Linked DNA regions of Mus musculus: regions 1 and 2 are each linked to region 3. Evidence: chromatin loops called from intact Hi-C (ENCODE). Cell type or tissue: heart. All regions are shown on one strand.

Region 1 (2,500 bases), 110 kb before region 3:
TCACATCTCCATCCCCAAGCAGAGGCAGGGTTCACTATGAGAGGGATGAGTCTTTTGAAACTCAAAGCCCACCCCCAGTGACACACCTCCCCTTCAAGGCCACACACCCCTAATCCCTTCCCAATAGCTCCCCAACCTGGGGACCACAAATCAAACATATGAGCAGGGATGGGGTGGGGTGGGGGATGTTAGTATTCAAACCACCACAGCATCCATGCTGTCTCCAGTATAGTTCACTCTGTAACACCTCTGGCTGTATTAACCCACAGTGATATTCTGCAACATAGCTTTATTGGGCTTTCAGCAAGAAAGATCTTCATGAACTTCATGTACTTTGAAACTCGTTTCAGAGAGAATATGCATAAGAGGCACAGACTATAAAATGATAGTCAATGGTCACTCTTCTACCCATTTTTCCTCACCGTTGTGGCAGCATGAATGAGATTGTTCTCCACAGGCCCTGGCACTTGAGTGCTTTGTTCCCAGTTAGTGGTGCTGTTTGGGGAGGTCTAGAAGATGTAGTCTTGTTGAAGGAATTACGTCACTGAAGCAAGCACAAGATATCCTTGAAAATCGGCCTGAGCTGAAGATCTTGACCTTGGTATCAATCGAATGAGCTCTGAGCTATGCATACTTCAGCAAAAGCAATCTGAGAGTAGAATCTGGCAGAGTAGACCAGGCACGTGGCCAGGGGTCTGCCTCACTACACTGAGCTTTGGGACCATAAGTCCAGTGCTCCACTCAGAGGATAGATGAGAAATGGTACAGGGACCAGACACAGTGGTCCATGTCTTCAATTCCAGAACTTAGGAGTGGGGCAGGAGGATTGCCACAAATTCAAGGCTAATTGATCTGCATTCCAAGCCATTGAGGACTACAGAGTGAGATCCTGTCCCAAATCAATCAATCAATCAATCAATCAATCAATCAAACAAACAAACAACCCACGAAGGTAACAGAATCAAACACAAGACCGGAGAGATGGTGACAATATGAACCAGACATTAATAAGGATGTAAGAAGGCAGGCCCGTGATGCCCTAGCACTAGGAAATAAGCAAAATGCCTATAAAGGTGTATCAGGTAGCAAAAACGAATACAATAGGTGAGTATGAAAACAGAAAATAGTTAAACGAATTACAGGGAGCATTTAGGGCCAAATAAAATACACCCACGAGGCTGCAGCAGGAAGATAGATTCTACCAGCAGGGGGCGCATGAGGGTGGCTTTTATTGTCACAGCATCCAAGTTTTGATACCAAGTTTTGACAAGCAGCTGTTACCAGTGGATAGAGAGGCTCCAGGTTGGAAGTGTCCTAAGGCAGCTAGAAGTCACTACAGCCTGCATAAAACATGAAGAAAGCGTTGCTGCTTCCAGTCATGTGACAGAAGAGTCAAGGTGCAACAAGATTTGGTTTTGTGTTGAAAGACAAATGCTTGAAATTCAATGATGTGTGTGCGTGCGTGCCTACGCGCCCATGTGCCATCCTCGTACTTGGCAAGATGGAGGCCGAAAGGTCAGGAGTTTGAGTTCTATGAGATGTGGTTTTCAGAATACAACAAAACAAATGCAAAACAGGAGTAACAAATGAAAAGGCTGCCCTCAAAGTAACTTGATCTTTCTTTCCTCTCCTCTCCTCTACCCCCTTGCCCTTCCTACTGTCTCCCCCCCCCCCCCCCGCAGCCTTCCCCCCTCCCCCGCACCTTAGTGATCACAGCAACTTCCAGCTGAGATTTGAAATGAGAAATAGGTCACACTAGCTGACCTTGTCTCGTAGTTGCTTTTAAAGTTATTGTGAGAGGAGCGACAGCATATACGTGGAAAGTCAAAGTATATGACACAGTGTCACAGGAAAGCTTGGGGTGACCCAGGGAAGCCACCATACAATACCTGGGAAACTCGAGGCTCTTCTTCAGTGTCTTTAGTCTTCTTAATAAAAGAATTTAAGAATGGATTCAAACGGAAGATTGAGGGTGATTTGTTAGTGTTTAAAAGGAAAACCTTCTGACAGACAAGATGGAAGTCTTGCAGCTGCCTGGAAGGCAGGAGGAGAACGAGGAAGAGAAGGCAGCAGATTCATACTGCTTGCTGTAAGGCTGCCCAGAGGTCAGCCACAAGATGAGGAGCAGAACTGAGGCAAAGGGGTAAGGAAGCCCACAGTGTTAGGCAGAGTTCAAAAGCAGCCTTAGGTCCTGGCCAGCATCTGAAAGACAGTCAGAAGAAAAAAGAAATAGTTACACCTTTCTGAGTGAGTTGGGACTCAGAAAGGTGGGAATACCAAGAGTCAATTCTCTCTTTCCATCTTTACGTAGCTTCTAGAGATCGAATTCACATTGCTAGGCTTGCATGCAAGTGCCATTGTGTACTGGTCTATCTGCCTTCCAGGCAGTCGCTTGTACCTTATGGAATCTAAAGGGACCATTTGCTATCTGGTGGTTGACAATCCACAGACCGAGAGCTGGGGCTAACAAGATCTGAGGATCTCGGCACAAGAGAATACC
Region 2 (2,500 bases), 88 kb after region 3:
GGGAGGAGCCACCTGGGGCGCTGCGATCCAAACTCAGCTCTTTTGGTCTCAATTAAGGAGACAGCAGCGGCCTCTGCTGGTTTCAATAGAATCTCAGAAGTTCAATGAGCTAAAACGCACTGAAATTGCTCAAACGCAAGGGCTAGCTAAGGGCTAGCTCGATTAAATTCCCTTCATCGTGTGCAGGAACAGGAGATGATGGAGCCTCGGGTGTGTCTGTAGCCAGGTGTTGAAACCCTTTCGGCCCCAGCTCACCTGAAAACGTGGCAGACCTGAGGGTCGTGGAGCCGCGATGTGTCAGCGAGCCTCGGGCCAGGCTGGTCGCAGAGGACAGGATTTTGCGGTGTGTTCGGGCTGCTACGATGTGGATTGGTGTCTCAGAGCTGAGAGATAGGACGCAAACGCGGTGTGCAAATGACTTAGAGCAGGAGTGAAGCCAGGGCCTGCTCCCCTTTCCTTCCTTCCTGTGCTAAGCCAGGGCTATGAACAGAAAGAAAATGGATCCTGTGTGGGTTAAAGAGAAAGGTCCCACCGAGATTTGAACTCGGATCGCTGGATTCAGAGTCCAGAGTGCTCACCATTACACCATGGAACCCTACACACAGAGATGCTCTGACTCACAATAGGTGACCAAATCCATTCTCCGCCTCCACACACCCCACGATTTCTTCCTCAAGCATTTCTACAGTCAGGAAGAGCAACCTAATTAACCGGAAGAATCGGACGCACTCAGGTTCGTTCTGTTCAGCTCTCGGCGTGTGGTCCACTTACTAGTGGGGTAAGCGGGTCTCAAAGAATGAGAAAGTGGATCTAACGCTTTGGAATCAGGGAAGTGCACGGCCGTTTGTTCCTGCATTGCTGGTCTCTTGTTCTGACATACAGTCCCTTGCGCAAGCGCTCCCCGGGCCACCCCCGAAAAAGGTTTTATTTTGCTTTGTAGTTCTCCCCCTCCTCGTATTGTCCAGAAAGCTCTAATGACTTCTATCCCGATCCCTCATTTCTCCTCCAGCCCCACCTCTGTTCTGCTTCTTCCGTCCTTGTCCCTCTCTTTCATGCTCCCCAACCCCCGCGTAGCACAGGCCACAAGTCATTGGGAAGTTGCAACCATAGAAAGAAAGGAAGGCGGGGCACCCACTAGAGGAGCATCATTGCATCTCTGGTCAGGGTGAAACGATCCGGGCAGCCCTTGGGGCTAGGACGGCACTGGCCTTAGGTGAGTACCAGACAGATTCAGAGCTGAGGACCCGGTGACACTTTGCTAAATCGCCTAGAACTGCAAAGCTGTGCTTGAGCACAGTGTGCCTTTTAAACTGGTGGCGGTTCCTCTCAGCGCCCCCTCGTGGCTACGTCAGCACGTGTACACAGCGGGACCAGTGGGGCCTGTGATGCCATTAAGATGGGGAGAAAACTGGGTGACACTTGCCACTTTAGAATGACGAGGTCAGCAAACTACAGTTGAGATCTATGTAGGAGAGAGACATGAGCTTCCCTCCTGGTGCCAAGTGGTAGTTGAGAAAGCATCTACATTTTAGTATTCAGAATATGGGTGGTTTCCAAACATAGTCCTAGAGATCACAGAAAAAAGCATGACTGTGTCATAGACCTTCAAAACTGCTGCAGCTAGATCTGCAAATACCTAATGGCACAGACTCTCCCACCCAGACCTGTGCACAGCCAACATTGGGTACTACTAACTCTTTTTGTTTTTCAAGACAGGATCTCTCTGTAACAGACCTGGCTCTCTGGGAACTTGCTTTGTAGACCAGGTTGACCTTGAACTCACAGAGATCCTCCTGAGTGATGGGATTAAAGGCATGGGCCACCACACACACTACTAATCATTGAATAGAGGACAGAGTTTTAGAGTCTATGTGGCAGTAGACACGGAGCCCATGGATTTTCCTCTTAGACTGAGTTATATCAGTCAGTTTCGATAAGTGCTAAGGTTTGGATTACAAGTCTTCAATACCCCTTGCTTCTCCTATGGCTTATGTGAGGTCTAGGCTCCAGCACTTTTGAGGGGTAGACCCAAGACCCTAGGGATCTCGAGGGCACGAATCTCATCAAGGGAGTATTAGGAAATGAAGCCTGGTGGGAGAAAATGGGTCAGTGAGGGACAAGTTTGACTGGTGTGCCTTGTGCAGGTCTCTTTCTCTCCTCCCTCTTCCCTCAGCTCTCTGCCTCTTGATGGCCATGGACTGAGCATCACCTCAGGGCCATGTGCTCCCTGCTCTGGCATGCACTGCCTGCTATAAAGATCCTGCCTCACCTCAGGTTGAAAGCAAGGGGCCAACCAACCATGGGCAGGAACCTCTGGGATCATAGACCAAAGAAACCTTGCCATGCTTAAGTTGCTTCTCTCCCCAAAAAAAGTTACAACGGGGAGTTACAGCTGCAGTTTTTAATCTGGTCCACAGTGGTTGCCCTGGGGCAGTATAGGGGAGTAGAATTCAATTTTTCTCAAAGTATTATTTTATTATATGAGTGACTTAACTAGAAG
Region 3 (2,500 bases):
TTAAGCTTCAAGCTTTGTTATCGAGGCAGCACAATCTTTTGACTAGGATCAAGTTATTTTAAACACCAATGATCATGCGAAGGCTGGCTCTGCTGTGAAAGCTCACTATCGATTTTTCAGGGTAATTTTGGAGTAGTTTATGTAGGAGGAAGTAGGGTGCTCTCTGCCTGTCCATCTGTCATAGTGAGTTCAGAAACTCTGTCTTTAATAGACTGTTGTAGATTTCAAAGACAGATGCTCAGTTTCTTTTGACTTTCAAGCTCACATCATTTAAGGATTTAAAAAAAACGCAGCGGTTTTTACTTGGAGTCCCATTTTATGGTCTGGCTTAGAGGATCGGAATCTGTGTCTTTAGATGAAATTATATATGCAAAGCTATTTGGCATACAAAGCTACAGGATTTTGTTTAGGTGATTAGAACGATCACGATAGCCCTAGCCCCACAGTTTTTGAATCTAAAAGTCATTAGTTAGGGACCCAGAGTTCCTGCCCTGGAGGAAGTTCAAGGGATTCCTGGAGATGCTGTTCCTCCTCTGGTACTTGCCTCTAAAGCCAGGAAGTGAATTTCTTACTGGCAACAGTTTGTGATACCTGCATCTCATCCAGTTGCTGCTCCAGGTTCTCTTATGTGGGTGAAGTTCTATAGGAAAGGATCGGAAGACTTAGTTGTATAATAGTAAAACCAGGTACTAACTATGCCAGTGAATTTCCAGCCCTAATTCTGAAGTACTTGAATTGAAAACACTTTCAAAGAAGTGTCTGTCTCCCTTCTTCCATTTCCAACAGAAGTTGTCTACCAGAACCTGAAAGAGAATTCGTGATACTCTCTCAGGAGGCCTGAAGCTTGACAAAGCCCATTCTCTTGTTAGCTTTAAAATCTTGATCAGATCCAGTCACCTGGTGTTTACTGGACTCTCAGGTGCCTGCATTATACAGGTCCATTTCCCACTTTCAGAAAAGGACAAAACACCTAGGCCTGCTTATCCACACATCACGTGACATTGATAGAAACACTAGTCTCCTTTCTTGTATCAATCCAGTAGTAAGTAAGGTCCAACCTTAGTTTGGTGTCGGCAAACTCTTTCAACCTGCCTCCTCTACTTATCAGGTTCTCCCCAAACATATCTGCAGCTTGGGAACTTCTGACCCCAGAGTCAGAGTTAGGAGAGGAGGTGGGGCGGCGTCAGAAGGCGGTGGCGCAGCGGTACCTAGTGGCACCGCCAGGCCACATCCAGTGTACGTGGCACTGACCGTAGACAGACAGGGAGGGGACTGGGCTTTCTCCTCTGGGAGGAGCCTCAAGGCATCCAGCAGAGGAGAGAGATTCCCTGAAAGGATTGGGGAGTGTATTTGGTGAGATCTTATCAGAGTAAACCAGCCAGGCGTTGGCCTTATATCTCACTTTGCATTCTCCCCCTCCGAGCAAAGTCCGCTTTACCGGGCTAGCAGGCGAGAATGGATTGGAGGCGAGGGGAGGTACTCGCCAGCCCGCATGCGCGGAGCCGCAGCGGTCGGACTACATCTCCCAGAGGAGGCTTGGGGAGACCGCCTATCCCGGCGCCATCTTGAAATCTGATGCTTCATCTCCCGGGCTTTGCGTCAGCTCTGAGCCGACTTTACTGTCCCAGAGCCTAGACTGCCCGCCCCGGAGGACGTGGAGGACGAGGCAGCCCGCGGGAGAGACAGCTGTGGGGGCCCTGGCAGCGACCTCGCGCAGCTCGTACCCTGTCACTCAGCATCCCAATCGGTGTTGCGCCCGCGCCCGCCCCCTGCCCGAGGGGCGGGGCTGGTCTTGTGGTACCCAGAGTCTGCGCACGCTGAGGTGTGCCCCTGCCCAGTGAGGACCTGGGACTGGGCCATGCCAGCCCCAGACCATCAAGGTGGGAAGAGGACCGCATCCCAGAGCCGGTGAGCAACCCGCAGCTTTGGCCGCTCCAGAGAAGTTCCGCACCCTCCAGGAGTGAAGATGAAAGAGATTTGCAGGATCTGTGCCCGGGAGCTGTGTGGAAACCAGCGGCGTTGGATCTTTCATACCGCGTCCAAGCTCAACCTCCAGGTTCTGCTTTCGCACGTCCTAGGCAAAGATGTCTCTCGTGATGGCAAAGCCGAGTTTGCTTGTAGCAAGTGCGCTTTCATGCTCGATCGCATCTATCGATTCGATACTGTCATTGCCAGGATCGAAGCCCTTTCTCTTGAGCGCTTACAGAAGCTGCTCCTGGAAAAGGATCGCCTCAAGTTCTGCATTGCCAGTATGTATCGGAAGAATAATGATGACTCTGGCGAGGAGAACAAGGCGGGGAGTGGGACAGTAGACATTTCCGGCTTGCCAGATATGAGGTACGCTGCGCTGCTCCAAGAAGACTTTGCCTATTCGGGATTTGAGTGTTGGGTAGAAAATGAGGATCAGATTAACGACTCACACAGCTGTCATGCTTCCGAAGGGCCCGGAAACCGACCCAGGAGATGTCGCGGTTGTGCAGCTCTGCGGGTTGCGGATTCC

What was found. Hi-C counts contacts between places; a loop is a spot of excess contacts. Peaks named below come from ENCODE experiments on the same cell type or tissue, not always from the same donor. Only the 100,000 strongest peaks of a DNase experiment are listed, where the experiment ranks them.
Region 1: a loop joins it to region 3, with 2.5 times the contacts of the local background. A loop is called at or near these places in 25 of 42 quality-filtered maps.
Region 2: a loop joins it to region 3, with 4 times the contacts of the local background. A loop is called at or near these places in 10 of 42 quality-filtered maps.

What each region holds. Positions count from the first base shown.
Region 1 is chr3:97,878,157-97,880,656 of GRCm38, reverse strand. The region is part of intron 1 of Pde4dip (phosphodiesterase 4D interacting protein (myomegalin)); the gene reads left to right. Among named protein-coding and RNA genes, the nearest start is that of Pde4dip, 9.3 kb to the left of the region's middle. In heart, a CTCF peak has its summit at 1,199 (motif pointing right); a DNase peak (open chromatin) is centred at 1,226.
Region 2 is chr3:97,679,554-97,682,053 of GRCm38, reverse strand. Gm31242 (a long non-coding RNA gene) reads right to left here and starts at 1,491. Exons shown (of 2, transcript XR_375880.2): 1 at 1,016-1,491; 2 at 1-480. n-TQctg2 (a tRNA gene) reads right to left here and starts at 595; the gene lies at 524-595. In heart, CTCF peaks have their summits at 64 (motif pointing left) and 1,335 (motif pointing left); DNase peaks (open chromatin) are centred at 103 and 1,233; H3K4me3 peaks cover 1,439 bases; H3K27ac peaks cover 1,284 bases; H3K27me3 peaks cover 577 bases.
Region 3 is chr3:97,767,065-97,769,564 of GRCm38, reverse strand. All of the region lies in intron 8 of Pde4dip (phosphodiesterase 4D interacting protein (myomegalin)), which reads left to right. Among named protein-coding and RNA genes, the nearest start is that of Gm46816, 20 kb to the right of the region's middle. In heart, a CTCF peak has its summit at 1,211; DNase peaks (open chromatin) are centred at 1,544 and 2,474; H3K4me3 peaks cover 1,842 bases; H3K27ac peaks cover 1,734 bases.